Regions from separate parts of the Mus musculus genome. Here all the other regions are linked to region 3. A link is a loop called in an ENCODE intact Hi-C map of the cell type or tissue named here. Cell type or tissue: left cerebral cortex. All regions are shown on one strand. Links, peaks and the distances in the headings refer to the core of each region. The heading gives the core; the rest is flanking DNA. Region 1 has its middle 75 kb from the start of BC046251. Region 2 has its middle 98 kb from the start of Tjp1. Region 3 holds the start of Tjp1 (tight junction protein 1).

Region 1 (10,854 bases), core at 928-8,927, 140 kb after region 3:
CCCCAGCTCAACTAAAATAGGTGAGGCTTGTGCATCTTCTGGCTATGAGGCTGGTGCTTAATTTACATGCAGGGGCTGGAACAGTCAAGCTGGAGGGAGAAATGGAGAGGGAAGGCTGGTCCCTAGCACAGGCGAGCAAACGGAATCTAAGCACTAGACCGGGACAGGGTCTATCGAAATCCAGCATGTTTATCAGATCACTGAGACAAAATAACAGAGCCGACCAGCTTAATAATAGAAAAGGCTTAAGGTGGCTCATGGTTTCTGTCTACAGTTGCTTTCCGACCTGTGGCAGCCCAATACACCACAGGAGAGTGGTTGGGAAAGCCTCTTTATAGTGTGGTGGCTAAAAAAATATAGCCACACAGAAAGAGGCTTGGGGGTAAAATATCCCTTCAAGGTCACACTCCCTGAAGACCTAACTTTTTCTCTCTAAGCCCCAGGTCCTAAAGGGTCTACCACATGCTAAGAGTGCCACAGGCTAGGGACAAAGCCTTTGAGGGGGACATTCACAATCCGAACTACAGCATCCAGGGTCTGCTTCCTTGAGAGACTCAGGGTATACCAGAGTGTTCCAGTGACATCCCAGCTGCCTCCTCTTTGAGATCTTAATTTCCTTCCTCATTTCATTAAGAACTAATTTCTAAACAGGCGCTATTCAATTCTGATTAATGCAATCCAGCCTAAAATCAGAATGAATGAACGCCCCCGTGACCCGCTGCTGTTGAAGAGGGATTCTAAGCAGGTATGAGATGTTGACACTGCTCCAGGACAGACACAAACTTCTGAGCCACAGAACTAAGCCAGAAAGCCCATTGGACTAAGACAGAGGTCTGTACTCAGAAGAATGGAGTTCTCAAAGGCTCCATATTAGAAGTGCTTCTTAAAAAAAAAATCTTGGAGAGGCTGGCTGTAAGAATGTCTTAGGAATACCTTGGGTGAATACAGATGCTTAATGAAGAAGGTGACCACAACAGGTAAAAAAAAATCTGCCACTAATTGGTTGTCACTTGGCACATTGCAGTCAGACGGGTCTCTGGAATTCCTAGTTACATAAATAGCCAGATTTCTTGTTCCGTACAGTGTTAACTCCCTCTGACTCCTCTCTTGCTGGAAATTAATGAGAGCGATAATCCTGGTAGATCCTTTGCCCTCCAGGAATGCAGCTCCTACCCCCAGGGTTGACAGTCACACTCCAGTACCATTTCCAGTTTCCAATACAGGGCCAGCATTTCAGGTCAAATGCTTGCTTAATGAACTGAGAGTAGGGGGCCAACCGATGAGGACAAGGGGCCCCCAGACACCACGTGAGCCAGCATCTGCGAGATTCTCGAGTTATTTTCCTAAGTGAATACTCTTGTCCTTTGGTCAGTCAACACTTTTTAGAATCTATGTGGGCACCATAATGAGGGATGAGTACGATACTCTGGCCTCAGCCTTGAAGGAGCTCATTTTACAGATAAGTCCAATAGGAAAAAAAAATCACTGCCAGTCATGATAAGGCACAGGCAAAACCTAGAAACCTGGTTCTTCCGGGAACTGTGGAAGCCAAAAGCAGAGGGTGGGGTTCCCAAGGGAGCAAGCTAGAAGGAGTAGACCTCCTTTAACAAGGATTGCTGGCAGATGGCCGTCTGTCCCAGCATGACTTTCCTTAGCCTTCCTTTAATCATGTTACTATTAGAGAAATCACTTGAGTATTTTGCAAGTTATAAAACACTGCCCTCTTTTAACACACAGTAATACAAGATGGTTCACTGGGTAAAAGTGCTTGCTGCCAAGGCTGTCGATCTGAGTTCTATCCCAGAAACCCACAGTGTGAAAGCAGAGATCTGACTCTCGAAAGCTGTCCTCTGACTTCTACATGTTTGCCCTGGCATGCGTGCTGTGGCAAGCATATGCACACTTGCTCTCTCTCTCTCTCTCTCTCTCTCTCTCCCTCTCTCTCTCTCTCTCTCTAAATGTTTTTCTTTCAAAAATCATACGAAGAATACAAATACAAAGCAACACTAAACTCTTTTATCCTTAAACATTTAGAAGAAACATTTGGGCCAGGTGTCGGTGGTGCACACTTTTTAAAAATTAATTAATTAGATATTTTCTTTATATACATTACAAATGCTATCCCGAATGTTCCCTATACCCTAACTCCACCCTGCTCCCCTACCCACCCACTCCCGCTTCTTGGCCCTGGCGTTCCCCTGTACTGAGGCATATAAAGTTTGCAATACCAAGGGGCCTCTCTTCCCAGTGATGGCCGACTAGGCCATCTTCTGATACATATGCAGCTAGAGATACGAGCTCTGGGGGTACTGGTTATTTCATATTGTTGTTCCACATATAGGGTTGCAGACCCCTTCAGCTCCTTGGGTGCTTTCTCTAGCTTCTCTCCACTGGGGGCCCTGTGTTCCATCTTATAGATGACTGTGAGAATTCACTTCTGCATTTTCCAGGCACTGGCATAGCCTCATACGAGACAGCTATAACAGGGTCCCTTTGCAGATATAACAGCAAAATCTTTCTGGCATATGCAATAGTGTCTGGGTTTGGTGGCTGATTATGGGATGGATCCCCGGGTGGGGTAGTCTCTGGATAGTCCATCCTTTCATCTTAGCTCCAAACTTTGTCTCTGTAACTCCTTTCATGTGTATTTTGTTCCCTATTCTAAGGAGGAATGAAGTATCCACCCATTGGTCTTCCTTCTTCTTGATTTTCTTGTGTTTTGCAAATTGTATCTTGGGTGTTCTATGTTTCTGGGTTAATATGCACTTATTGGTGAGGGTGGTGCACATTTTTGATCCCAGCACTTGGGAGGCAGAGTTACAGTCAGAGTCAGGGGGATCTCTGTGAATTTGAGGCCAGCTGGTCTACAGAGATTCAAGAGTGCCAGGGCTACACAGTGAGACTTTCAAAAATGGATAAAAGAAATATCTATATGCAAATATTGGAAATCATTAGGAAACAGGTATTATACCTCTTAGTGTCCTATTTCTACTGAGTGATTACTCTAACCAGATCTTGGAGAAGCCCTGAGTATTTTTCCCACCCAGTTGTTTATAAATAAAAATATAAGAATCAAAATCATACCATCTCAGGTCACTTTTCAGAAAAAAAAAATATTTCTTATAACCAACGTAAGGTTTCATCTACTTTTTTGTAAAATATGTGAAACTGTTCTTGGCCTTTTTTATCCTGATCTTTCTGAAAATTATTTTCACTCAGATCAACTCATTTTTTATGCAAATAAATGTTATTTTACCAACCGTGATGTTTGTGGGCTATAGTTTCAGTCCTGTGAATTCTCTCTATTGGCTGCTATTTTGTTTTTTTTTTTTTTACAAAGCCCACTGTCTTGGCTCAAGATCTGAAGGTTGAAAACCTATCATGAAGATTTCATGCGTTTGTTGTCTGAGTTAAAAAGCCAGACGTAGACACGAAGTGTCAGCATCTGTCACCGTGTTTCTCCGGCTACTGAGCCTCAGGCCACCTATGTCTCTCTCAGGCCACCTATGTCTCTCTCAGGCTTGTCTGCGGTTACTTCTTCCAGGAATCTCATAGAGCAATGCAGGGCTGGTCCGTTTTCATGTGAACTCAGTCCTTCCATTTAGATATCATTCAGTCACCCAGTGATCCAGTGATCACTGAAGAGCACTCTGAAGCCTTCCTCACCCTTAAGTGATTCCCACTGGGTTCCAAGTGCAGGATCAAGGATTTGGGGGTACAGGGCACTGGTAGGATAAGCACAGCCTGGGCTCAGCAATTCCCAGCACACGTGAAAAGAGTCATGGCAAAAGTGAAAATGCACGCCGGGCGTTGTGGCGCACACCTTTAATCCCAGCACTTGGGAGGCAGAGGCAGGCGGATTTCTGAGTTTGAGGCCAGCCGGGTCTACAGAGTGAGTTCCAGGACAGCCAGGGCTATACAGAGAAACCCTGTCTCAAAAAACCAAAAAAAAAAAAAAAAAAAAAAAAAAAAAAAAAAAAAAAGTGAAAATGCCCTGAGGCAAGATTTTCTAGGTTCTCCTGACACTTGAAAGTCCAGTGAATGACCACGCACTGTGACTGTGTGTGTGTGTGTGTGTGTGTGTGTGTGTGTGTGTGTGTGTGTGTGCGCCCAGGTGGGTGTGTGAATTTGTACGAGATAGAAACTTGTATCCCAGAATCATCAGTTGATAGTCTCCTGACAAACGTCTGAAATGGTGATTATTCAGACCTGTTTGTTAAACCTAACATATGCATGGCCAGGAGGAAAATCAAGGGAAACGTGCTGACAGACCTCGGTGCTTCAAACTCTTCCATCTGCAAAGCATGAACACAGTCTACCGCTCTGCACAAACACTGCTCCTGCCAGATAAGAATATCCCAAGCCATGTAGGGCACATGAACTACATGAAATGCAGTGTCCTGCGTGGCGTGGACACTGGCCCAGTAGGAGTAGGACTGACTGGGAGACTGGTTACAGTGAATAGAGTTAGACTGGGTGACATGAAAGTATCTAAGGGTATTGAGGGTCAGATTCCTCACTCCTGGACTCGTACCAGGAAGGTGAGAGCTAGAAAGGGGTCCTGAGGTAAAGAACTGATATGCGTATTAGTGAGGAGATAAGGCAATTGAATGCACAATGCACTCTAGCGTGTGGACACTCGCACACTAGCTCACACAGGTGCACACATACAGTTGAACACATGCTTTCTCTCTTGTTCTCTCAAACATACATACATACATACACACACAGAGGTAAATATACACATCCTCACACACATTCACAAAATAAAAGTTAATCAATTCAATTATGTGTGTGTGTCTACACAGACACACACACATACACACACTCATAAGTGGATGAGGCAATCTTTCCTTTCACACACAGTGGTAGTAGAAAGAAAGAAATGAAGACAAAGTCACAATCTGGGACCCACCGCAGGGGGTGCTCACTGCGGCAGCGGTACCTCTAAGGCTGAGACTTGAGTATGGAAGGCTGGTCTTAGAGCAGCAGTTCTCAACCTGGGGGCCACACCTCTGCTATCCCATGTATTTACATTATAATTCATAACAGTAGCAAAATTACAGTTATCTAGCAGCAGTGAAGTAATTTTACGGCTAGGGGTCACCACAGCCTGCGGAACTGTATGAAAGGGTCGCCGCACTAGGAAGGCTGGGAAGCACTGCCTTAAGTCTCAGTCTCTCTCTCTCTCTCTCTCTCTCTCTCCCTCTCTCTCTCTCTCTCTCTCTCTGTGAAATTGTCTTCAGTAAGCAGAAGAAGCACAGTGAACTACGGGGAGAGAGGGGACAGGCACAGAACAACCAGCCCAGCCCAGTGACAGCCGCCCAGTGGCTGCTGCCTGACCTGACGTCAGACACCCAGAGAAGTGCACCAGCTCCTGGGGTGTTTCTGCTGAGGAGTACTGTACAGACACAGTGAGGGTCCTGGGGTGTTTCTGCTGAGGAGTACTGTACAGACACAGTGAGGGTCCTGGGGTGTTTCTGCTGAGGAGTACTGTACAGACATAGTGAGGGTTCTGGGGTGTTTCTGCTGAGGAGTACTGTACAGACACAGTGAGGGTCCTGGGGTGTTTCTGCTGAGGAGTACTGTACAGACACAGTGAGGGTTCTGGGGTGTTTCTGCTGAGGAGTACTGTACAGACACAGTGAGGGTTCTTTCAGATGGACAAGACATGAAGGGCAGTGCAGAGATCATCGCTGACGGTGACAAGATGGCTCAGCAGAAAACGGAGCTTGCCACCAGACCCGATGACAAGACTTCAATCCCCAAATCACATGGTGGAAGGAGGGAGCTGATTTCTCCAAGTTGTCCTTTGGCTTCAAGCGGGGCACTGTGGCATGGGCACCCCGCCCCCAGTGTCATTTTTAAAACAGCTGATTGTATTTTCCACTCCCAGTGCCTTGGAGCTTGTTGCCATAAAGCCATTTAGTAACTTATCTACATCGCCTCCTTTGATGGACAAACATTTACACAGAGTGAGCCCTACTGAGCCCTTAACCCTACATCAGCTAGTACAAAGCAATCTAGTTTTATGACACCGTTGATGTCATCCGTCTTGGAGACTGTGGAAGAAAGTGTACACAGACATTTGACTCTGGAAGCTTAGATGACAAAAACACCCAGGGATGAGGGAGGACATGGGACCAATCTGTCCAGACAGACAGACAGACATGCTCACAGAGCTAAGGGAAAGACAACTGCAGCCATCATGACCCTTTGTATTGGGGTCATCTGGCTATACTTCCCTCAAAGTATATCCATACGGTTTTTGACTTTTTAAACTGAACACCATCTGGTCATATTTTGCACAAATTTTAATTAGATACCTCAAACTCACTCATGAAATATACAATTTTAATAAAGCCACGTGTTGTGGGCAGAAGTGGAATTATAAGACCTTTTCAGATTAAAAGTATCAAGAGCATCCTAATTTCTACCTGGCTGGCAGATTGAACCATCATCTATCTATATGACTTAAGACCTGTCAACACCGCTGGCCCATGCTTTCTGACTCCTATGGGAGAATCATTCTCACAATGACACAGATCTCTGGACATACGAAGAGGCCTCAGAAATGCATCTCTGTCAGGAAGTGGCATAATACCGATTACAGTTTACCCCTCTTATGTTTTAGCTTCTATGGTTTGGTCCTTAACGGCTGTATTCACAGGTAGACCAGTCACCACAGTCATTAATGAATGTCCTCCTTCCTGAGTCACAGACTCTGGTCTCCCTGCCGGATGAGGACACACTTGCTAGCTCAAGTGGCCAGTGCACCATCAGCCAAAGGCACTCACACCCCTACAGTCAATATGGCCTGCCTTCCCTCCCCTCACCACCACTGCTACTACACTTCCCTGTACACACCACATCCTCCCATATGACCCCATCTCTACAGCCTGTTTCCACCACCTCTCCATCATCGCCAGCATACCCATCATCATCATCATCTGCATTACACTTCCAGCATCATCTCCATCACCAAACGGCAAAGCTACCATGCTTCCTGCCATGACGATAAGGGACTGGACCTCTGAAACTGTAAGCCAGCCCCAATTAAATAAGGGCAATTCCTTTATAAGAGTTTCTGTGATCATGGCGTCTATTTTTGCAAGAGACACTCTCCCTCCACACAGTTACCCCTACCCCCAGCATCTATGCGATATTGGTTCTAGGCTTTCATGGTTGCAGGAAACCAAGGATTCACAAGTCCCTTATAAAAACTGGAATAGCATACATCATACACATACACTCCTATACGCACTTTAAATCCTCTCCAGTCCATCTACTTAATAGAGTCTTAACGATATATAAACAGCTGTTTACTATATTGTTTGGGTAAGAATGACAAGAAACAGTATATTTTATTTTTGGTTTGGTGACACATGCCTTTTATTCTAGTACTTGGATCTCTCTGAATTTGAGACTAGCCTATCATACAAAATAAGTTACAGGCCATCTAAGGTTGCATAGTAAGACCCTATCTCAAAAACAAAAAATTCAAAGAAAAAAGAAAAGGAGAGAGAGAGAGAGACAGAGAGAGAGAGAGAGAGAGAGAGAGAGGATACATCTTTGGTAGAGACACAAGTGTTTTTTCAAATACTTCTGACCCACAGTTGGCTGATTTAGAGGAAACCAACTACACAAAGAAGAGGGCTATTCATCACTCTAGCATCCCCAAGGGGGTTGGGGCGGGGCTGGGGTGGAAGGAGAACCATGTAGCACTAAATGTTGAAGAAGGTTCAGATCTTCTAGGAAAAAGACATCTATAGAATAAATTTGTTCACCTCCGGCCTGGTCTGGCAAGATTTTACCAAGTATCTCTGGACACATTGTCAAGAACCAGAAAGACTGGGTGGAGTCCAGGCCCCTCAGTGCACTATGGAGAAGATCAATTATGCCCCAGGGTTTACAGAGTGAGCTAGAATGCCAGTCCCATTTAATCCCCACAGAGAAAGCTGAAACAATTGCTTCTCCCCAGGACTGAAATGGCACCAATCAGAGTCCGGGAAGAAGGCCAGCTCTCAGTTGGATCCCAGGGCTTCTGGGCCAGGAACAGGACCTTGAGGCTTCCGTGATAGGGCTCTGCTTCTAGCTACACTTGATGTGTTTCCCAAGCAGCGTTATGATGGAATTCTTCCTCAGACAGACTTGAAAAGTTCAAAGTCAAAAGTAAAAATATGGTAGCTTATGAACTTGATCTTTCTTTCTATTATTTTTTTCTTTTGTCTGCTTTCTTTATTTTTGAGACTGGGTTTCTTTGTGTAGCCCTGGTTGTCGTGGATTGCTATATATACCAGGCTAGTTTAGAACTCAGAAAGCCTCTACCCTTTGACTGCTTGAATTAAAGGTATGCACTACCATACCCAGCTTCTGTTTAACCTCAGTAGTAGGCATAATCAGCCATGTATTTAGTATTTATATAAATCTTAAAAATGGTACCTAGTAAGACAAAACTGTCGGGTTTTGTGAATTAGAACACTGATAATGAGACACCTATAACTATTTCCTAGAATAAAGCTTATCTGCTCCTATCCAGCGGATACTCTCAGAGGCCTTAACCAGACAGCCTTCCTTTGGCCAGGCAGCAGCTTCCTCTGCAATAAAGTCTTCCACCTTGGAGGGAAGTTTAGTAAGATACAGGATGTGTTAAGAGTGTGTTAAAACATCCCATCCCATAGGAATTCCATCAAGTTCTCTGAACATAAACAACTCCCACAGCTTCAGGAAGTCCCTAAAACTTACCAGGTTCACTAAGCTCCTCCCTCCTCAAGTGTAGTAAGCTACAAAGACACTCTCAGACAAGACAAGCTGCCTAGGAGAGTCTCAGACTAGCCTAAAAGAGACAATCTCCAACCTGTTGAGCTGCCTGCAAGTTGTTCAAGGACAATTGTATTTTAGCCCCATGCCAAAGATTCTATGTACTTAGACATTATAGTATAAATTTTAAGTCAAAGTGGAAGTAGCAAAGCTATTAAACTCTTGTTTTTTTTTTGTTTCTTAAATATGCATTTATTTTTCTACAAATGGGAAAATTTTTGTATAAAACATGTAACAATGTATACATATGTTCAAAGAGTAAAGTAAATATGCCATGGCTCATTATGAGTATGGAAAGAAAGAAAATAAATTCAAAGACTCCCATTGGTTACAGCCACAGACTTTGCAATTATATCCCCACAAGTGGAAGAGAGAAGGAGCAAAGTGGGCCAGAGTCCACCATCCTTCAGGGCAAAGGGAGTACACACCACTACTGTTCTCTGAGCATCCATATCCAGTTTTGCAACAGTGCTACAATGAATGCCCTTCCAGGAGGCTCTGACCTTTCACCTCTAAGATGAAATCACGCAGCAAAGATTTTCCAGAAGAAGGAGATTGACCCTGCAGAAGGCAGTCACTCTGGGTGGTGCTATCTTCTTCCTTTCTTGATCATCAGCCAGACTGTGGCTGGATCGATGCAAGGGGGAAATTATCAGCAATTTAAAACCTCATTTGATAATCACAGAGAAAAGGTAACTATATTTGAGTCTGGTTTCCCTGATCATTTAAATATTCACCTGTATTTGTGGGAAGTATTCCCAATGACATAAAGTTCTAAGGCAGTGGTTCTCAACCTTCCTAAGGCTGCGACTCTTTAATACAGTTCCTCGTGTTGTGGAGCCACTCCAACCATAAACTGATTATTGTTGCTACTTCATAACTGTATGAACTATAATAGACAAAGGTTTTCCCAAAGGGGTTGTGTGCGACCCCCCAGGGTGAGAACTGCTGTCCTAGGTAGTAGACCTCATAATGAACTCAACAGACAAGTTATAACCAAAATATAAATTCACTACAGCATTGAATACAATCACCTCCAAAAATCTGTGTAAAAAATGTTTATGAAGCATAAATGAATGATGTTCTTAGACTTGGGGCCAATTCCCAGGATATCTCATTATAGATATGTAAAGATGCCAAGATCCCAAGCCACCCCAAACCACCCCAATCCAAGCCACCCAGCTCCCAAACATGTCAGAGAAGTGGTGGACAGCATCAGGAATCCCCCTCCCGACACCTTCACATTTTAAGAAAGAGCAGCCTCCTTCCCAACCAGAATGGTTGCTTCAGCAGGGAAACACAGTTTACCGTGTACTAGGTGGACCAGCTAACATCGTACGCCCGCAGCAATGATGCTGAACACTACACTAAGAGCAGGTTCCCACTCTTAAACGCCAGCAAGTAACTCAGCTCTGTTCCTCAGAGTAGTGACCTTTCCCTCCTGAGCGCAAAGCTCTTCATGTTGAAGCACACACGTGTTTTCTATAGTCATCCCCCTCCCCGCTGTTAGCTCAGCCGTTGTTTCTGGTTATTCATAAGTGTTTTCTAACCAGCCTCATTTCACCTTGTTAGGCCTGTGTTATAAAAGATGTTCACGAGCAATTTTACGTAAAATAAGTAGAACAACAATTCAAAAATAATTGCCAAAACTGAAAATATTTTGAAAGTAAAAATAAATAAATAAATAAATAAATGCAGTGTTTATGTTTACAGAGCTCCCGTTTCCATCAATGACAAAGAGACACAAATCCCAGATACCCCAAGGTACCGGGTTTACTGTCTCAGGCTAAACTCTAATTTTATTTTGATATATTTAACAGAATAATAATCAGCAGTATTGTTATGATTGGGAACTTTCCTGATCAGAACTCAAGAGGAGGAGATGAGAACTAATACACTCCTAACTACCCAGGAGCCTGTTAAGGAGTCCTGTGACCCAGAATATTCTAGCATTCCCTCTGTAGCATTACAGCATCGCTTTCAGTTGAATGGAGCCTTAAAACACCAGCATTCCTCCAAAACCACATGGGAATT
Region 2 (10,854 bases), core at 1,444-9,443, 100 kb after region 3:
GGGAAAGGGAAAGGGGAGGGGAGGGGAGGGAAGGAGAAACCAGTAAACCGATTACCAACTACCATGGGAATTCTTTACTTCCTTCTCTACATGAATTTACCTGAAATAGATATCATCCAGCCCCATTATCCAATACTACCCTGTAACCAGCTGTACTCCCTGTCACCTGGAAAACCCTGGCTGTTACCAGGTTCCATCAGTATAGCACCAAACCACAGTCTCATTTATCGTGATGGAGATTTAGCATGATTTGTTAGAAAGGACCCGCTGCCCCCTCTTCCTCCAACTACCCCAGTAAGATTTCATACAACTTAGAACGGAACTCGGGGACTGAATAAACAACCAATGCGCTCAGGGGAAAGCACATGCTAGATCATTAGCACAATTTTAAATACTAGTGATTGTTTCTCAAAGAGTTATAAAGTTAACTGAGAATTCAAGGTAAGTGCTTGCTTTGCGCAGGCAAATGCTAATTTAAGGTATCACGTGGTGTTTGAAAGATTTAATTTGTCATTATTGAAGTTGAATTTAGCAAGAAAATTGTCACTATGGAAAACTGCCTTGTGCATGATTTCTGCAAAGTTTACTTAGTCGGAGGGAGCTGTTCCACTTTCAAATCTGTATATACAGAAGGACTGATAAATTGTAACTATTTGGAAAGCCTTGCTACATTGTAAATAATTAACAAACTGTTGTTCAATATATGGCCAGAGTTTTCTAAGGTCTCAGAAGGGCAATGGAGTGCCCAGGGTAGTGTATGTTATCCCTACACACACACACACACACACACACACACACACACACACAATTTAGCATAACAGAGTAAGTGGGGAAGTCATCACTGTATTTCCTCAATGGGCAACAAGCAATGCTTACATCTAATCCACCAGAGGCTGATTAACTTCATCCCTAATTAAAAAAGGAAAAAAGATGGTAGCATTAAATTCATATTTACTTTCCATGATGGCGGCTAAGGGAAACCCACGGGATGGGGGGGTGGGGTGCTTCAAATCCCTACATAAGCACTGTCACAACACACAGTGTTCTCTTGTCCTGGTAGCTTTCCTTGTCTCACTGCTCAGTTCCTGAGCCCACATAACGTCTGATGTCATTCAAAATTGGAATTTTTCTCGAAGACCTCACCTTCAACATAGCAGATCTAACTGTTAATCCACGATATTAGGTTTAATATCCAGAAATTAGGTTTAAAGCCAACTTACTGCTATATTTGAGTAACATTTCTAAAGCTACACTACACAATTGGGATATAGTATTACCAAACAGTGAGCTGGGATATTATATGGCCTTTTCTCTCCAAGCCACACCCCCCAATCATTCTACATGCCAACACACTCACACACACACAAAGATACACACATGCGTACATACAGACACCCCACACATACATAAAGGCACACATACACACATACAACACATGCACCTCTTTCATGATCTATATTTCTGGATTATATTTAACCAAATCAATGTTAATTTTTTTTTTCATAATTTTGGATGGTTATTTCAACTCCCTCTGGAGAAGTCACAAAGGTGAGACACTTCAGATTCAGTCCTTGAAGCTGTCTGTCATTGTTGCTACCATTGACTTCTGTTTTAAGAAATGCCTCACCTGTGAAATGCTGTCTTCTGGACATGACATAGCCAGTGAACTCATGAACACAACAAAGCCGTGGCTACCTATACAAGGGTGGTACAAGACTGAGATGGTCAACATCCCTGCACAGATGGGAGAGGCATGGGAGACCCCACCCTTCCTTGAGGACCAATCAGTACTGAACGGCTGAGGATGGAGTCCTAGTCTTCAGTGCTGAGCCAGTTCTAAGGTACTCAGGCCCCAGGAAATAACCTCACCCCTTGTCCATGCAACAAAACCCTATTCAACTCGGTGTCTCACAAACCCAAATCAACAAAAGGACATGCAGACAGGGTGGGGATTGAGTAGGAAGAAGGGTTCATTAAAGGTGGGGGTGACAAAAGAGAGTAATGGGAGGTGAAAATGGGGTGACACCATCAAGGAAGAAAAATAATTAAAACATGGAAAAGAGAGTTGGGGGGGGGGGGAGAGAAGAAGGGAGGGAAGGGAGGGAGGAGTAAAGGAAGGGAGGGAGAGACAGAATGAGGGAGAAAGAAGAAGAAGAAGGGGAGGAAGGGGTAAAGGGAGGGAGGGGCAGGAAGGGAAGGAGGAAGGGAAGGAGGGAGCGAGAGGGAGGTCTTGTCTCATCAGGACACTGAGAACTCCAGCTCAGCTGGGCACAGTGACTTGCAGTCGTTATCTGAAGCTCAGTAAGTCTGTTACAGTGGGAAGGTGCCAGCCAATGTGCCACACCACAGGGTGTGCTTGCGAAGGTCAAAAGGCAGCTAGCTTTCCGGAGCCTGCTCTCCGCTTCCCTCATCTAGGTCTCAGGGACAGAGCTCAGGTCGTCAGGCTTGGAGGAGAGCGCCCTTTACCCACGGAGGCGGCTCGCCACCGCTAAGTAGTTTAAGATTCTGACTTGATTGTGTGGACAATAAGAAGACCTGATAAAAACATTTTGAACTTTCCTCTGGGTGTGAATAGATGAAAAAGAGTATTATGCCTATAATTATATAACTGCTACTATTAAAAAATACCCACACCAACGTCTAACTAAGAAGTAACAGCTACATGTTATCATTTCTCTCTCTTGAAACCCAGACAACCCCACTATCAACAAAAATCCTTCAGTCAAAAACAAAACAAAACAAAACAAAAACCAAGAGATACAGAAGTAACAACATTTTTGGAGGGGTTAGAGACTCGGCAGAGAAGCATGGACAGGATGAGGAAGCAGCAGCTGGTGAGAGCACTGGCAGGGAGGCCTCTGCTCTGAGTGAGCACCCCCACCCACCAGCCTCGGCTGCAGGTGGGGAGCACTCAGCCAGAGAGCCAAGGTGGGGAGGACACTAGGACTCACAGGGAAGCCTGGTGGGTGAATGACCCTAGGGCCTCTTCAGACCCAGAGCAGAAGCTCCTCTTAGAGAACGCTTGCTTGCTCTAGAGCATCTCACATCTCCACCAGGTCTTCCCTTTTTATTGTAAAATTCACCACCCTAACCATTCAGAAGGGTATAGGTCCGGCTTGGTACATTCACCCTGTGCAGTCATCAATACCAGACATCATGGAGGTGCTCATCTTTCCAGTCGCCACTGGACACCACGGCCAGAGTCTGCCCCTGCAGCCCGACCCAGCCTTGGCAATCATTATTCTGTTAACTTGTGAATGTGAGAGCTCTAGATGACTTGTGTATGTGGACTCACAATTATCTGTTGCTTGTGACACCTGACTTCTTTTACTGGTGTCACTTCTGGCAGGTTCACACATACTGTGGTGTATTTCAGAACTGCCTCCCTTGTAAAGGCTAAATATCTATTCATCTGTCAATGAGCGATGGCTTGCCCCTACCAGTTGGCTACTTTGAATAGTACAGGCTGTGAACTTGGGAGTGTTCCTGCTTTCTAGTGACTCATGGGTGAACAGATAACAAAGGGTTAGAGGTCATTGTAGAAAAACTTTACAGCGTGATAGACTGAAACCAAGATGAAGGAGGAGGAAAGGCTCTTGAAAATTACCATAAATAAAACACGCTAGGTGGGTTGAAAGCAAAGGCATAGAACTCCTCAGGTGAATAGTATAAAGTGATAAACCAGGGCTAGAGGTGTAGCAAAGCAGGAGAGTGCTTGCTTAGTGTGCACAAAGCCCTATGCTTACACATACACACACACACACTCACACACGCCCTCTCTCCCAGCACTACAGAAACCAGGTGTGGTGGCTCAAACTTCCAATCCCAGATGGCAGAGATAGGAAGAGCAGGAGGTTAAGGTCAACCTAAGTTATACTAAGTTATATCACTGAGTCTGAGGCCAGTCTGGGCTGCAGAGACACAGTCTTAAACAGTCAAGAATTGATGTGGATGTTCTCAGTTAACAGGATTTCCCCAGAAAGAGAAAGAAGGCATTTAATTAAAGAAACAATAGAAGACGTGTCCTTAAATATGAGATCATCTCAATGCTTGTGCAGGAAGATAGAGATGAGAGCAGATCCCGGGGGAAACGGAGCCGTGAGCTCTTACCCTACCAGGAAAAAGAGAAGCAACACACATAGACAATGTTTTTTGACTTCAAAGGGAAATAATACACAGGCTAGAATCCTACACTGAATCGAATCACCAACCCCCCAGCCATAATGGAGGCAAACTAGGTCCTCTCTCCCAAGCCGACTCAGGGGATCGGCTGAGATGTCTCAGGAGCAGAGGGCCTTGCATTCTGACCTTGTACTGGGCCCATGATTCATTCATCTACTCCATGGTTTGTATTGCGTGTCTGCCGTGTGCCAGGCACTGTTCTTTTCTGGGCTCTGGTGACACAGAGGTGATAAAACAAAGTTCTGAGCTGGGTGTGGTAGCACATGCCTACAATCCCAGCACTCGATCGCTCTCTCGGAAGAGGAAGGCAGGAGGATCAGGTAAGGTTACACAGTGAGTCTGAGCTCAACCTGGGCTTCAGGAGACCACTGTCTCAAACAAAACAAAACAAAACAAAACAGCAACAAAAGCACCCAGTTCTTACAATCATGGAGTTCTCATTTTCAAGGGGTCAGCTAAGGAGCAAATGTTTCATTAGGGAAATGAGCAGGGTCAGATTGGGAGGGTAGAGCCTGCTGGTGTACTAGATCAGAGGTAGGGACCCAGAGCAGTGAGAGTGTCAGGCTGGGTGACGGAGCTGGGTCAGGCTCCAGAAGGGGGAAGGATAGTAGTTGTTGGGACCAGATCTCCTTCCCAGTTAGCCTGGGTATTAGCATTTCCTGAAGAATCCCCATCTTTTCTGCACCCTTTGGTAGGTGAGTTCTTCCCAGAGCTTCCCTCTGCCCCAGCAGGACCAAGCACCCAATTACTACATGGCAGGGCCTATCAGGCCTCTTTCTTCTCTCTGTGGTACGGAGACTCTGCAAGGGAGATGAGACTGCAGAAAATGTCCTATAATAGTACTGTTCATGTGAATTTTCATAAGCCAGACAGGCAGAGAGAGCCCCATCAACTTCACGTATGGATGGAGAAACTGAGGCAGCGCCAGGTAAAGAATGTGACAGGGCCACGGATCACAAAGGTTTCAGCGTGGGCTGGAGAGATGGCTCAGCAGTTAAGGACACTGACTGTTCTTCCAGAGGTCCTGAGTTCAATTTCCAGCAACCACATGGTGGCTCACGACCATCTGTAATGGGATCTGATGCCCTCTTCTGGTGTGCCTTAAGACAGCTACTGTGTACTCATATAAAAAAATAAACAATAAAATAATAATAAAATAATAATTACAAAGGTTTCAGTGCACACTCTGACTTGGGTCTACTTCAGGGACGGACACTAGGTTCATTCTTTTTTCTTTTTTACTTTTCCACGCAGGTAGAAATGGAGCAAATGATCTTTTTCCTTTAGCATTTAATTACATATAACTGTCTTGGAGTTCACGTCAGCTGTCTTGTTCTCTATACTCACAGTAACAGACAGACACCAGAATGATTATCGAAACAACTAGGGAGGGGAGGCAGCAGAAGCTAATGGCTTGAATAAACTAAAGCCCACTTCGATGTTTTGATGGAATTAAGCAGTGACTGCCTCAGCCTTTCCTTGCAAACAGGAACTTCCTTTTCTTGGCTGCCTTTAGGTCCCAGCTGTGTCCCAGGTGCAGAGGAATGTTTGTCTTTGCTGGGCAGAGACCTGCGATGGTGCAAGACCAGAGGGGTGGTGCATGCCAGCCTGGGGAGTCAGCAGCGGGGCCTGCTGCTCCTGCTGAGCAAGGACAGGAGGGTGGCTCCTGACGCTTGTTCAAACACTGAGTCATAGCTTGCAGGAAAAGCCAGGCAACTTCCTGACCCGACTTAAAGCACTGCCCTGTCTATTAGTTTTATGACTGCTCTCACCTCAAATTCCTAAAATTCCCCGGAAGAGAGAAGCATGCCACTGTCTTCAGTTCACTTGGAATGAACCAGGAAGAGTAAAAACGGATGGTGGATGTACAGGCGGACATTCAAAATGACTAAGAGTAGAATCTGGGTTTTCCTTACAGGCGCATTGATTGCAAAACCCTTCCAACTTCTTTATGGTTTTGGTAAAACACCGGAGGCAGCAGGGAAGGACTTCTCCTGGGATAATTTCAACGTCCCTTTGATTGATTCATTCGATAAACCTCCATCCAGCTTCCCGACTCTCCATACACCTGGGACGCTCTGCTACCTTTTGAACCCAGCTGCCTTGAAGTTACTAATTGTTTCCTTGCACTAAACTATTTTCATCCCTGTGTGCCCGCCCCCCTAGATTCCTGAACTTCGGGAAGATGTGGGGTGCCAAAACGACTTCTTTGTTCTCTGCTCTCTCCAGCAGAGATGCCAAGAGGCACCAACCAACCACTCCCTCTCCAGCCTGAAGCACATTTCCTACAAGCACAAGAGGCCAAGCCTGGGAACAGACCGGCAGAAAACAACTTGAGCAGCTCCTGCCTACCAGGAACACCTCCAGGAGCTGGAGCTGGTCAGTGCTCCAGTAGGCTGTGACATATGAGATGCACCATCACAGCTCCACTGGAGATGGAGAGGCTCCCTCCATCACTCACCCCAGTCTGTTTCCTGGGCTGGAGGTCCACTGTCCCATGACCCTAATCTTCCAAGATTCTTTCGTTTATTGCCATTTTTTTGTTTTTGTTTGTTTGGTTTTTGGTTTTTCGAGACAGGGTTTCTCTGTGCAGTCCTGGTTGTCCTGGAACTCACTCTGTAGAGCAGGCTGGCCTTGAACTCAGAAATCTGCTTGCCTCTGCCTTCCAAGTGCTGGGATTAAAGGCATATGCCACCACTGCCCAGCTGTTTATTGCCATTTTGACAGAGCATGTATCTTTTAACAGTGTGGATCATCATCATCATCACCTGCCTGCATGTATGCCTGCATGTACGCCTGCACACCAGAAGAGAGCACCAGATCTCATTACAGATGGTCGTGAGCCACCACGTGGTTGCTGGGAATTGAACTCAGGACCTCTGGAAGAGAGCAGCCAGTGCTCTTAACCGCTGAGCCATCTCTCCCACCCAACAGTGTGTTTTTCAATAAAACATTTTGATCGAATTTCACCCCTCAGACTCAAGGATCAAGATTTTTGTTTTATTGTTTGAATAAGAAATGTCCCTATAAATTCATGTTTTAAATTCTTGGCCCCCAGCATGTTGCACTATTTGTGGAAATTAGGTAGACTTTGGGGGAAGCAAGTTAGAGGAAGTAGGTCACTAAGGGAAAGGCTTTGAAAGCCCTCAGTCCCCCTTACCCCCTGTCCCCACTCCACTCCCTGCTTCCCCAGAACCCCTCTGCCTGCCCTGAAGTTCCACCAAGCAGCCATAGGCTAAACAGTCTGAGACCATTAACCAACATAAATTCTCCCTGGCTGGGGAGCTGGGTGTGTAGGCAAGTGCTAAAGTTCCTGCGTAAATTGTCTGAGGCTTTGGGTCCCACGTCACACACTCGGACACGCTGCTGCTGCTGGTGCTGCTGAAGATGTGGTTCAGTGGGGGAGAACTTGCCTGGCAGGAGTCTGATCCCCCGCACCATAACAAGAACTGAAAAGAACAGTTGTGTACCCACCAACAACCCCAGCAGGCTCCAGGGAACCCTTCCAATCCAATGGACTCAGTTAAACTAAATGGGTCACAAAACAAATCCAAGTCGTGAACCTGGGGAGGGACCAGTAAGGAGAAAAGAGGTTTACAGGGATGGGAGGGGAGAGAGGTAAGTATATTCAAAGTACATTATATATACATGAAATTGTCAAACAACAACTTTAATTGCTAAAACCACATCGTATTCATGGATTGTATTGGAATTCTATAAATAAGCCTATTAATATACTGTTGAATTCTATTAGTTTAACATTTCACTTAAAATGTGCACTGATGTTGGTAAGTAAAATTGTTCTTTAGTGTCCCCCCGCCCCTACCTTTTTAGTTTGATAAAGAATCAGACTTTAGTATTAATGTTACAGTCACTTCATTAGAAGAGGCTAGAACGTTCCTTTTCTTTCTGAGATCTGGGGAAAAGCCCTGGGTTATCTGAGCTTTATGGACTGGGGTGGGGGTGGGGTGAGCAGTTCTGAGGAGTGAGGATGGAGGTGGGGACAGGACGTCCAGGACACCATGAGTGCATGGAACAATCTTATCCAAAGCTCTTCTTCTGTGCTCTTGTGTAGCCAGGCTCAGACTTCCTGTCTCTGCTGATATCATTGGAGTAAGATACATTTTCACAGTTATCATAGGAAGTTCCCTTTTCATCTTGTTTAAAAAAAATATTCACAGTTATGAAAAGAATATATTTTCTCCTGTTTTAACAGTTATTTCCCCCCACCGTATCTTATTTTGATATATTTATATATCTGTCCTAGTTTTCTTCCCATTGCTGTGACTATAAACCAACTCAATGGAGAAAAAAACTTACTTGGCATTTATTTCCAGGTCATAAGTCACCACTGAGGGCAGTCAAGGTGGAAACTCAAGCAGGAACTTGAAGCAGAAACCATGGAGAAATGGTGCTTGCTGGCTCACTCAGATTTATACTTAGCTAACTGTCCTACACAACCCAGGGCTGCCTGCCCAGGGGATGGTGCCACCCACAGTGGGCTGGGCCCGCCTGCATCAGTTAACAATGAAGACAATCCCCACAGACATAGCCACGGGCCAGTCTCATCTGCATCTCTGCTATCAGATGCCTCTAGACAGCCTTAAGTTGATAATTAAAGCTAATAGGGCACTATCTTTCACCAGTTCATTTTAGTTAAGTGGGATTATTGGTTTTTCGTTGTTGTTGTTTGTTTTCTTGGACCAATCCTTGCTTAACGAAGTCTTCTGTTTCTGTTCACTGAGTAGGTTCTACTTTTGTATTTATTTTTAAAAAAAGATTTATTTATTTATTTATTACATGTAAGTACATCGTAGCTGACTTCAGACATTCTAGAAGAGGGAGTCAGATCTCATTAAGGATGGTTGTGAGCCACCATGTTGTTGCTGGGATTTGAACTCACGACCTTCAGAAGAGCAGTCAGTGCTTTTAACTGCTGAGCCATCTCTCCAGCCCGCTTTTGCATTTATTAATCCTATCTAATTTTAGTTTATTTTGTTGTCTTCTGAGTTTACCGCTTAGTCCATCACTTTTATTTATTTTCAATTTGTTCCCACAGACATTTTATGCTATGAATCTTCCTAAACATTATTTCAACCACATTCCATAGAATCCAAAAGCTAATGGTATTATTATTATTATACCATTATTCTATATTTTATTCCTTTTTTCCCTTGATCCAAAAATTGTTTTGAGTTTACATATTTCTGGGATATAAAGTGCTTTAGTTTGTGTGTGTCCCAACAAAACTCATACACTAAAACCTTACATGTCGGCAGGACAGGGTAGAGGCAGGCTTATAGAGCAGTGGTTTCAGCACTTGCCTAGCAGTGTGGAGGTCCCAGTACTGGGACCAAAAACAGCACATTAACAGCAGCAGTAACAACAGTGCGCGCGTGCGTACACACAGACACACACACACAAAGTCTTTGAAAAGTCACTATGTGTGACAGTAAAGATTGCTAAAATGAGATTAAAATAAGCCCCACAGAGCTGTATGAATCCCCGAGCACACCAAAGGCTTCTCCCCGATCCCAAACGCTCCCTTGATTCTAGACTTCCCAGCTGCTAGAACTGTAATGCATATATTTCTATTATTTATACAACACCCAGTTTATGGACCTTTTGTGACAACAACTCCACAGATGATGACAAAGTTTCTTTAAACATGAATTACATAACTTATTTAATAGTTTGAACCTCACAGTAAATGGACCTTTTTTTGCTTTGTTTTGTTTTGAGACAGTTTTTCTGCTGTTCTGGAACTCACTCTGTAGACTTTGACCTCACAGAGATCCACCTGCCTCTGCCTCCTGAGTGCTGGGCTTACAGGCCTAGGCCACCACACTCAGAAAGGGAATCCTGAAGGAACCTTTTCCCTAGTTCTTAAGACAGTGTGAGCTGTGACCCTCAGCCAGGTCTGTAGGGTAACATGTCTGTCCTCTCTCATTCTATGACCTCAGAAACAAGACTGACCGTACGTTCTTCCTGGTTTCCTTAGGTAACTGCTGTGCTCTTGACAATACTTCTTCAAAATAAATATGGTAAAATATCCACCCACAGGCTTTCCTGCCTTGGCAGTGCTTAAGTGCACAGTTCAGTAATGTTGTCTGTACCCAACGCTACTGTGTGCCCACCCTTACCTTCAGTACTATTAACCTCTACTTACACACAAAAATGCTGTTTCATTTCTGTTTCCCAAAATTATTTGAATGTTTATGCTGTTGGTGGTAGTTTGTTTTTTTAAACAAAGTCTCATTCTGTCCCCCTAACTGACCTGTAACTCACTACATAGCCAAGGACAGCCTTGAATTCTGTACAACTCCCCTACCTTAGCCTACACTAGAACCACAGGCATGAGCCCATGCCCTGCCTGGAAGTTATCTTGTTTATTTAGTACAATGACCAACTTAACGTAAGATCAAATAATACAAGTAGATCATGTGCACTTGAAATCAAGGTATAGCTGTATTGTTGGGATTCAACACCCAGCGCTTACTGATCCTGTTGATTAGTTATTTAGAGCATATATTGCCTTACTATGTTTTTTTGTTTGATCTATATGAGTAAGAATGAAGTTCTGTAAACCTCCCAATATTTAAATTTTAATTTACTTACTGGAGTGTGTATATGTGTGTATGTGTGGTATGTATGTGTTTATGTGAGAGATGT
Region 3 (10,854 bases), core at 1,330-9,329:
CACACCCCAAAACAAACAAAAGCCCAGAGCAGAACGCTGTTATTGTTTTAAGGGTTTTTTTATTTTTGCTTTGTTTTGTTTTTAGATTTATTCATTTTATGTGTGAGTGTCTTGCCTTTATCTGTGTGCACTGCGAGCATGCTTGGTACCCACAGAGCTCACAAGAGGGCATCAAATCCTCCAGAACTGATGCTGCAGCTGACTGTGGCCACCAAGTGGGTGCTAGGAATCAAATCTGGGCCTCTACAGGAACAAAGAATGTTCTTAACCACTGAGCAATCTCTCCAGCCCTGGTGCCGTTTATTTACTGTCAATGTAACTGTAACTGCATCCCAAAAAGACTGTGTTTCTCTCGCCTTGTGTGGTACTCTTCTTTATAATATTACTACTTCTGCATTCTCCAACATAGCTCTAAAACTTTCTATGTGGCTGCTATGGCTAAACACTATGCTCCTTCTAGATCACCCTCCCAAGTACTCAGACTGCAAGAACGCACCTCCACTCCTTTCCTGGTGTAGCCTTTTTCTTCTCTGCATGCTGCAAGGTGTCACTGTGTAGCCTAAGCTGATTTTGAACTTGTATCTGTATGTGGTACATGGACCTGAGCATTGTGCGTTAAATATGTAGAGGCCAGAGCAGGACATTGGCTATCTTCCTCTATCATTCTCTACCTTATTGCCTTGAGATGGTGTCTCTATTGAGGTTAAAAAAAAAAAAAAAAAAAAATCAAACCAAAACAAAACAAAAAACTGGCTGTTTAGGCAAGGCTGGATGGCCAGGGAGCTCTCAGGATTTGCCTGCCTGAGGTCCTCACTGCTGAGGTTACAGGTGAGATAATCTGGAACTCCTTAGCTAGAGAGAAACACAGATGAGGATAACTAGGAATAGCTAGGGATTCTCAGGCCTCCTCTTCCCCAGGGCTAGGATTACAGGCATGCACTTATGCAGTACTAGGGACTGAACACTGGCCCTTGTGCATGCTGGACAAACAAGCTCTGTACCAACTAAGAGCTATACCAAGCCCAAAACTCTTTGGTTTCTATGTAATCAATTACAAGGCTTTTGGTTAGTGTTTTTGTTTTGTTTTGTTTTGGGAGGGGGGGTTGATTTTTTTCAAGACAGGGTTTCTCTGTATAGCCCTGGCTGTCCTGGAACTCACTTTGTACACCAGACTGGCTTCAAACTCAGAAATCCGCCTGCCTCTGCCTGCCTCCCGAATGCTGGGACTAAAGGTGTGCGCCACCACCACCTGGCGAATTACAAGTTTTAAAACTGATCATTATACTACAGAGCAGCTGCATACTAAAGCTATATAAACTTCTAAAGAGCAGAAAACTAAAACAAAATGTACTCAATGTTAAAATTAATTAGTCATTCTTGGTATCCTTTTAAATTCTAGAATTAGAAGATCTACTTATAAATTTAACATATATTTTAAAAACAATTTCAGAACTGAAATCGAAAGATGATGGTAGTAGCTTAAACTAGTAACAGCAGTACTGAGCAGTGTGGAGGGGAGACAAAAGAAGAACCAGATAGTCTGGGGTCATTCTTAGTTTTATGAGACCTCATCTCAAAACAATACTCATAACAAAAACTTTTTTTTAACACTAACACCAATATCAAAACAGTAAAAATGCCTAAAATAACCAAGAAGAAAATGAATTTTTTAATTTCTGAGACATGATCTCTGTGTAGCCTTGGTTGTCCTGAACTGACTCTGTAGACCAGGCTGGCCTCAAACTCACAAAGATCTGCATGCCTCTGCCTCCTTGCTGAAAATGGAAATTTTTATCTTAGGAATTTACTCTATTTTGGGGTGTTTTTGTTTTTGTTTTGTTTTGTTTTCAAGACAGGGTTTCTCTGTATAGCCCTGGCTGTCCTGGAACTCACTTTGTAGACCAGGCTGGCCTCGAACTCAGAAATCTGCCTGCCTCCCGAGCACTGGGATTAAAGGTGCGCGCCACAACGCCCGGCTTGGAATTCACTCTATTTTTAAAAACATAAGAGGTTTTAGCCAATCAAAACAAACTTACTATCAATAGAAAATATTACCTTTGCTTTGGACCTTTCTCTGTGTGGCAATTTACCTCCCAGTATTCTGTCAACACAAAAACACCTCGTTCTGACAAAGAACTAAAAATGCGCATGTGACAAAATCTACTAAACCGCTCTTTCACTGCAGCCACAGTTAAGACTTAGTACAATACATTACAAATACAACAGCCCAAGACCTGCTTAGACCACGCCAATGGTGTGCTTCACAGGACAAAGTCTGGCACTGCTGGCTTTATCTCCAACTGCACAGCCAATCATTCAGAATCCAATTATTCTATCCATTTTCAAGTTATAAAATGAAACTCATGACTCATTCCTTCATACCTACCAAGCTTCTCTTCTCACTCATTATTAAGAATTTATCTGCTTAAGAAGAAATGGAAATAAAGAGCCTAGTTGGCCCATAAAGGAGCAACCTGAAGCCACTCTTCTCTGCAATAAATAAATTAAACAGTACTCTAGGTCAAAGAGAGAAAAAGGCCTATTTTTATTGCTGGCTTACAAAGAAAATGCTATTCAGAAACAGCAAGTTGGACTGTTTGAAACTTGGTAAATAAACTATCCTATCCTAATGTCTATCTCTTTCCAAACTTACAAGTTTTTATTTTTTAATATTGCCTTTCAAAGTTCAGAGTTGAAACAAAAAAAAACCATTCCAGTCAAATATTTCATGGACATCATTCTAAATGAAAACTGTCTTTTAATATTTGTCATTTGATAAAAATTTTGACTAACAGGTTAGTTGGCAGTGCTGCCCCTCCCCCTCCACCCTGCCCCATGCTTGTCAGCAGTTACCAGGCTGCTCAGTGGGGACTTGGCAGAGAGTGTGAATGCGAGCTTCCCAGGCCTGGGATGTTCTACAGCTAGGCACATGAGGACTGACATCAAGGGAGTTAAAAGCTGGGCCCCTGTCTTTCAGGAGACTAAATTATTAACACATCACAGCTAGATCAAGAAAGAAAATGACATTTCCAACAATTTCATCAAGTCTATTATTCTAAAAGACACTCCAAAAAGGATTTTAAAAACTTTTTTTTTCCCTTAGAGACATTTCCCTAACAGCACTATAACCTATTTTATTTATTCTTAACATCTGTACTGAGCTTATACTAGGTCTCTAAATAGAAAAGGATTAAAGAGCAGGTAAGTCAAGAGGCAGAACACGGTTTCTAGGAAAAAAAAAAAGCAACTATCTGTAATTTCCCCCTCAAACCAAACAAGCAACAGTTCTCTAAATACCCATCAGAGCTCTAAAAGCACAGACTACTTCAAGCTCCTTAACGATTGGTGAGTGAGGCTGACACTATCACCACAGCAAGCAAGAGGAAGCATTGAGTCTTCCTGAGTCCGAAATAAAAGTTTACTTTCTACAAGCTCCAACCATGATAGCATCTATTAGGGAAACCAGCATTCTGTCAATAAGCTATGAAGATATCTTAAAAGCTATATAATGTAATGAGGAATATCGGCCAATTTACATGAACTAAAGCTTTAATGAATAGCACCTAAAATGCTGAACACACCAACATACTCAAAAGCCTGTGACTAAAATACATTCTGGTGGAAACTACTGTGCAAACTGAGCAAAGTAGGTGGGGAAGCATCACTAGAACAAATATCCTAAATGGTGGTAGACACAATAAAGTGGAAATCGTAAGCCTCAGATGAGTTTTTGCTTACTCTGGAAGCACATGACGCAAATACTCATCCGCTAACTCAGCAAACAATCCCCATCTAGAAAGACTCGTGTAGTAATTAGTTTTGATCATTACCTTAGCTATTTTCTATAGTTCTTAAGGTTAAAATATGTTCAGCTGTTGAAAAGCAAATCCACTGTGCCTCAGTTGATAGCTGCCTGAGAATCCTTACAATAGACAGCAATGGTTTAAAGAAGAAAAGTGTAAATCACTTTTATGTCCGTCTACACTATAATCGCAGACATAGCCACTAGGAAAAACAAAACTGTTCCTCAGACACAAACATCGCACTACACAGCAAAGCAAGAACACAGCCCAGGAGGACAGCACAGAAATCTGTACTGTTTCCTCCAAAGTGATACAACTTGAAAATCCAGAAGCCAGCGCAACTTCCTTCAGCCACTTTCTGTGGGTCAGCCAATGAAACTGTTCCTAGTAATTATTAATACCATTCCCTTACGTAATTACGCAATTACACGGTAAGTCAGAGAGCCATCCCCACACTTCTGTTTTCAACTTCTGAGTAACTGTTATCAGGTATGCTAGTAAATAAACCTCACTGCAAACTCAGATGCACACCATACACAGGCCTTTCTTTCCCTTTATTTACTCACTATCATCAGCAGAGAATCCCTTCCCAATCACTCCCCTGTGCGTGTGCGTGTGCGCGTGCGTGTCTGTGCCTCCCTGCACTTCTTTTCTCGTGTTTTGTCAATTATTTTTTCAAACGTTTAAACCTTCATGAGGGGCAAGGAAGGAAAGATGGTTAGTGACTAAAGATGCTTGTGACTCATGGATGCAAGCCTGACCAAAGCCACTAAACTGTCATCTGAGCGCCACTGGTCATGTCACCACAGCACGTACCTCCATCATACACACCCACAAGAAATAACTCCAAGAGTCATCAGGATCTTATTGTTGTTTCATATGAAGCAGAAAAGAGAAACTTTTAAAACAGGATACCAGTCTTTGTAGTTCTATTTATGAAATAAGGGATTCTTTCCCGATGATCTATACTTAGTTTGACATATATTCAGTTTTCCCTTTTGCTTGTCTTAAATGTGCATATCACAAGCTTTCTGCTTCCACTTCATAGCATTACTGTGAGAATCAATTGAATTACCCCCACAGATTAATCTTAGCTCATATTTTTCATTTTATTTATTTACTTATTTTGGTGTTTTCGAGACAGGGTTTCTCTGTGTAGCCTTGGCTGTCCTGGAACTCACTCCGTAAACCAGGCTGGCCTTGAACTCAGAAATTCGCCTGCCTCTTGCCTCCCAAATGCTGGGATTAAAGGTGTACGCCACCACGCCCGCTATCTTAGCTCATATTTAATGTTGATCACAATCACTAACAGCCCATAAATATGTTATTTCTGACTATGTGACTCCATTCTCTATTTTAAAGTACTCTGAATTTATAATAAATTGGGTTTTCTGAAAGGACTTTCTCCTTGCATTCATCTACGTGGTAAGATAAACATCTTCAGCTAACATGCTTTCTATACCACCACAATGGAACTCTCCTTAGAAGTCGCTGCACTTAACCATCAATTCAGGGACCATGGGTAAATCTATTGACTCTCGTCAGCCACAGAGTTTTATGGCACTGACTTGGATTTATGTCCTTCATCAAGATTCAGGCCAACTCACCAATATTTGCTGTGTTTATTCTTAGGTAAAGACTTTGGAGTAAGAGTTTGTGTATATCAGAATTTGAAACGCACTCTTTGGCATAGCAGTTTCACTTTTAATAAGCTGACATAGAGTAGCAGGTGTACAATACAAAAATGTAAATACAATTATATAAATTATACTCATTGCAATAACAATATCCTGGAAACAAGCCCAACAGCTCCATCCAAAAGGCAGTGATGACTGGAGCGGCATGGTGAAAACTACTCGACCTTACAAAGCTGGAGAATGAAAAGTACTGACGCACTCAAGTTCTACAACTGCTGTGCCAAAAACACAAGAGCAGGCTGCAAAACGAGTGTCTGTATGTCTTCACAGGGGTAGGAGAAACAAAAGCACCCTATGTAAAACAACCATGGAGCTGGAGCTTAAGCATTTTGGGTTCCCTGAGAACAATAAATGTGACTTAGGGAAGGAGGCAACTGGTTAACACTGCATTCACTAGCTCATTGAGGGAGGGCCTGGCTTTATGTAAGACTGCATCCAAGAAAATAACCCTTCAGTTCCCAGCTAAGGACGCAAATATTTAACTACAGAGGTGCCCCTATGTGCCATAAGATCTCAATACCATAATTTATGTGTAAAAGCACACCTTCTAAATCACCTTGCCACAGCAAGCTATTGGAAACACTTCTCTTGGAATAACACTTTCCAAGTGTGTTGTCTTGACTAACAAGTACCAGAGCTCACACTCTGAAACAAACTGACATTCTGTGTAATATGGCAACAAAGCCTTTCATCCCAGGAAAGGAAGTCCCAGCAAATGCAAATATCATCACTTATATTTTAAAAGTAACAAATGTTGCACTGATTCTAGTTTTTGGACCCAGTCTTTCTTTTAGATCTCTTATCAATGTTTGCTCAAAAAAAAAGATACAAACTAAATTACTCCTACAGGAGCAATACTCTATTCCTTAAAACAATCTATACTAAACCTTGTATCTGCCAAAGAAACAAGGTCCTGTCAAGAATTCAGAAATTTCCATCTATTCTCAAAGGTTATGATTAAGTATTTCAAATAGAAAACTACATAAAATCACCACCTGTTTAAGCTGTTTGAATAACGGATTGATTTTTCTCACACTGTATGTCTGTCATTGAAAAAGCAAGCACTTTAGGATTTTTTTTTAATTAAAACGTACAAAAGAAGGATTCTACTTCATCTTTAAGAATTTTAGCCTAATGTAATAATAATATAACACACTGTCAAGAAGCACACTTCAAAGCACACAGGAAAATAGGCAAGTTGTTTTGTGCAGAATTCACCGGGCTCTTTTGGTTTGCACCCATCTTACTGTCCATGTGTAGGGACACTTTGTGCTACTTCTGAAAGTTGAAATTAAAGTGCTTAAAAACTTTCCTCCTTCTGTGGCCTCACATAAATAATAAACCTCAAAATAAACCATAGCTACTCTAGAGCTGAGTGTTTTGCTGTCTCCAAGCTTTATCGCTGCCATTGCGCATACCGCAGCGGGTGACATCAGATCGAAACTATAGGGTTTCGTCGGGTACCAACCACTCCTCCAGAGCCAGCCCCGCGGCTACCCACCCACCCTCCTGCTGCAGCTGACACCCCCGGGTCTCCGCAGACACGCTCCCGGGACCTGAGAATCCTCACCCGGGGCGACTTTCCAGGCGCGGGACCTGTTGCACGTCGCCTCCCAGCGCGAGCCGGAGCCAGGCACCGGCAGCCGTGCACCTGCCCGGGCGGCAGGCGCACCCCCAGCCCGCCCTCCCGCCTTCCCTCACCGCCCCGCCGCGGTCGCCCCCGGCTGCCGCCGCGGGGAGGGCGGGGCGAGGCTCCCCCGCCGCCCCCCGCCGCCCAGCCCGCCGCCCGGCTGGCCGAGAGGTTCTCACCTTAGCGGCCGCGGCCCTGGCGGACATCTTGTCTCTCTCCGCGCCGCGCGAAGCTCCTCGGACCCGAAACTCCGCGCCGCCGGCCCGCCCGCTCCTCACGCCACCGTCCGCATAAACATCTCCCGGGGACGAGCGGGGCAGGGGCGGGGGAGGCCGGAAAGGCCCGGCCCACGGGGAGGGGATTCAAGTGGGACAAAAGTCCGGGAAGCGTCCGCCCCGCCCGGGCTTCTCCGCGGGGCACACCCGGCCGCCTGCTCGGCCTCCGCCGCCCTCCGCCGGCTCGCCGCTCCGCAGTACCCGGGCCTCCGGCTGTCCCCTACACCCTCGGGCGTCTCCTCCAAAGCCTGCTCCCGCACGTAACTTCCCCGGAACGCGCGGCCGCCGAGAGACGTGCCGTCGGCGGGCAGAGCCGTCGCGGGCAACTCAGGCGGCCACGCAAAACCTGCCGGACCGGGCCACTGAGCATGCCCAGCCGGCGGGGGCGGGGCCTCCGCGAGGGGCGGGGCCAGGCCGGGTCCGACCCCCGCGCGGAAGGAAAAGCTCGGCTACCCAAGTTACTTGCTAGGCGGTTTCCGCTGCCGCGCGATCCATCCTGTTTGTTTTTATCACAGATCCGGCAGAATTCGATTCACCCCCACCCCCGAGAACCCCAAACTCCTGTGTACTAAAGCTTTTTGACTCCCTACACAGACTTGTCTACTTTCTCCTCAACCAGCAACCCCAGATGGGCCCCACGCAGGAGTGTGACAATTAAGGTCGGCCTGGCCAATACCCAACTGTGGTTTCTTTAGCCTCGCAAGTAACAATGGTCACAACTGTCACCATGTGTCTCGGCACTGTTACCCCATTGGAGATATGTTTTTGTTTAAAGCACAACAGAAGCGTTCTAGAAGGCTCAGGACAAACCGACTGCCTTAAATAAACCAGGTACAAATCTGGACACTGAGATAATCCCAGCCCCCTTCTCCCGCCTCGCTAGACAGGGATCTCAATAGAATATTTTAGGCTATCAAGATTGCTGAAATTCTTGGCCCCTGAAGAGACAGAGCAGGCTGCCTGCCTTTCTAAACCAGAAAAGGATGTAAGGACACGCGGAATTCAACAAGTTCAATAGGCCACTGTGCAAACTTAGGCCAACTGTCTTGCTGAACCAAAAAAAAAAAAAAAAAAAAATTAGGTAGAAAACTATTTCGAGCTTCATTAATTTACATTCTGTATACTGCAAAGCTCTTAAGGAATATTAGAAAAATTTAGTAACATTAGATAACATCCTAAAGTACCTAGCATAGTGCTACAGTAGCCATACAAGGAAGAGGGAGACAGAAGCATCGGCTTTTAGACTATTGTTGTCTTTTGAGAATTCAACTATATGACCAATTTAAACCTAATTCTAACTTGGAAATATCCATACATGAAATGTAAACATCAATTAAGGTTTCAAAGTCAAGTATTTTGTAACTCTAAGCCAGCTGAACCAGAAAAGAGCATCGTGCAAACCAAACCCTGTTTCTCGGCATGTAGGAAAACAGTTAAAGTCAGTTTTGTTTTTTGTTTTGTTTTGTTTTAGTTGTGGTGTGTGTAGTTATTTCACAGGCAAAGTGTCCTGTGTTCTCTCAAAGGGGGTGATTAAATTTATCCTATGAGAAAACAGCATTATAAAAGACTTGGGTGTGCTGTGGCTGAGAAAGCGGTTCCTGAAGGACTTTCATACCAGGGAGGGCATTACCATTTAATAAGAGATGCACTCTGCAAACCTGCCTAGCAGTTTGATGCGCCTACTCCTTCCCTTTTCTCTTTGGTCAATCAGTTTATCAAGTCTATTATGTAAGCTAAATATTAGATCACTACATCGTGTCTACATCTAATTTACCTGATTGGTCTTATCTTGCCATGGCTTTAAAAAAAAAATGAAATCAAGGAAAACCATTTCACTTTCAGAACACTTTGCTTTAAAAAGTGTGTCAATTAAAAATTTCCAAATAATGTAACCATTCTTAAAATTTTTCCAGTGGTATTTTGAGTAACCAAATTAAATTATCTAACATGAACTATAAGCTGCACTAGGTAAGTTGAATAGATTTTTTTTTTTTCTGAAACAGGGTTTCTCTGTGTAGCCCTGGCTGTCCTGCAACTCACTCTGTAGACCAGGCTGGCCTCGAACTCAGAAATCCGCCTGCCTCTGCCTCCTGAGTGCTGGGATTAAAGGCGTGCACCACCACGCCCGGATTCTTTTTTTTTTTTTTTTTTTTTTTTTGTGAATAGATATTCTTAATATCTAAACCAAACTATATTTGTATATCTTTTCCAAATAGCAAGGGAAGGGTCCCATCATTTACAGAAATGAAGGTGCGGGTGCCATCATGAAACCTATTAATTTGTATCCTAACAAAAATAATTTTAAAAAATCATTTTTAAAGAAAAACACTTTTGGAGGAATCTTATCTCCTCCCTAAAGTTTAACTGACTGGGGGTGGGGGATGTTTCTCTACAGTTTATGGGGAGGGCTTCAATATGGGGGAGTAGAGCGCATATAGCATCATCACTATCATTCTCATGAATTTAAATTTAAAAGGGAGAAATGCAAGTAAGCTAGAGCACCTCACTGAAAGTTACAAGAAAGTTCAACCAAACATTTCTTCCCTTTGTGTGCAGATTTCTTTCTGATCTAATGCAAAGGAACAGGAAACTGAAAACCACAACACTCAGAGGCACAACTTCCTGTGGGACTTCTGGTGTCTGCGGTCGGTCGGGTCGGTCGGAGCGGAGCGAAAGGAACTGAATACAGCAGCTTTAGAAATCTTAGAATTGCTAAGTACCATGGCCTTGATTCAATGAACTGTGTCTACACTCACTCATTATATATGGATATTTATGTTTCTACTGTAAAAACGAAACAAAAGACAACCACCTCTAGAAAGGCATAGTGAGGTTGCTTTTCATAAGTGCTGTGGGTTTATTCCTGGAAAGGAAAGAGGAAATGTTGGGCACCATGAGGTGATCTTGATAATGCAACGGGAGAGAGTATACTTAGCCCCCCCCACCCCCCCCCCCGAGGTATCAACAGTAGGGTACTGTCACAGAGTGTTCTGACCAGGCCACATCACTAAGGAGTCTGTGGATGGCTTCAGGACTTTCCTATGCCCATAGTCACAGGGCAGAACAAAATGGGAACAAACTTTCTCTGACTTGTCAAATTTCTAGAGTCCTTAAACAGTCAGGGCACAGTAGTGTATGCCTTTAACCCCAACAGAGGACAGAGGCTGAGGCAGGCAGATCTCAGTGAACCCTAGGCAAGCTGGTCTGCATAGTGAGATCCAGAACAGCCCGAGCTACTGAGAAAGGAGAGACCCACCTCAATGGATAGAAATGAGTAGGGGAGTCAGTTCTTTCCTTTTACCAGGTCCCAGGTCCTTATGCTTGGCTCTTCACTGCTGAGCCATCTCACCAGCCCTTATTTGTATCATTTTAAAATAAACATTATAAGTTGTATACCTAAAGGTTACTAAACATTTTATGTTTTATATGTGTGTGTGTGTGTCTATATA

Evidence for each region. A loop is a pair of places that touch in the nucleus more often than their neighbours do. Peaks named below come from ENCODE experiments on the same cell type or tissue, not always from the same donor. Only the 100,000 strongest peaks of a DNase experiment are listed, where the experiment ranks them.
Region 1: it touches region 3 in a loop (2.3-fold over the local background); 2 of 42 quality-filtered maps call a loop at or near these places.
Region 2: it touches region 3 in a loop (1.8-fold over the local background); 4 of 42 quality-filtered maps call a loop at or near these places.

The regions. Positions count from the first base shown.
Region 1 is chr7:65,501,551-65,512,404 of GRCm38, forward strand. It overlaps a transcript of Tjp1 not described here. Among named protein-coding and RNA genes, the nearest start is that of BC046251, 75 kb to the right of the region's middle. In left cerebral cortex, for the core only: a CTCF peak has its summit at 5,095; a DNase peak (open chromatin) is centred at 7,996; H3K27ac peaks cover 985 bases.
Region 2 is chr7:65,464,024-65,474,877 of GRCm38, forward strand. It overlaps a transcript of Tjp1 not described here. Among named protein-coding and RNA genes, the nearest start is that of Tjp1, 98 kb to the left of the region's middle. In left cerebral cortex, for the core only: a CTCF peak has its summit at 5,286 (motif pointing left); DNase peaks (open chromatin) are centred at 4,366, 6,370 and 7,565; H3K27ac peaks cover 1,309 bases.
Region 3 is chr7:65,363,501-65,374,354 of GRCm38, forward strand. Tjp1 (tight junction protein 1) reads right to left here and starts at 7,744. Exons shown (of 27, transcript NM_001163574.1): 1 at 7,310-7,744. The coding sequence starts at 7,336. In left cerebral cortex, for the core only: no CTCF peak of the experiment used is centred there; DNase peaks (open chromatin) are centred at 5,750, 5,865, 6,958 and 7,806; H3K4me3 peaks cover 4,802 bases; H3K27ac peaks cover 4,294 bases.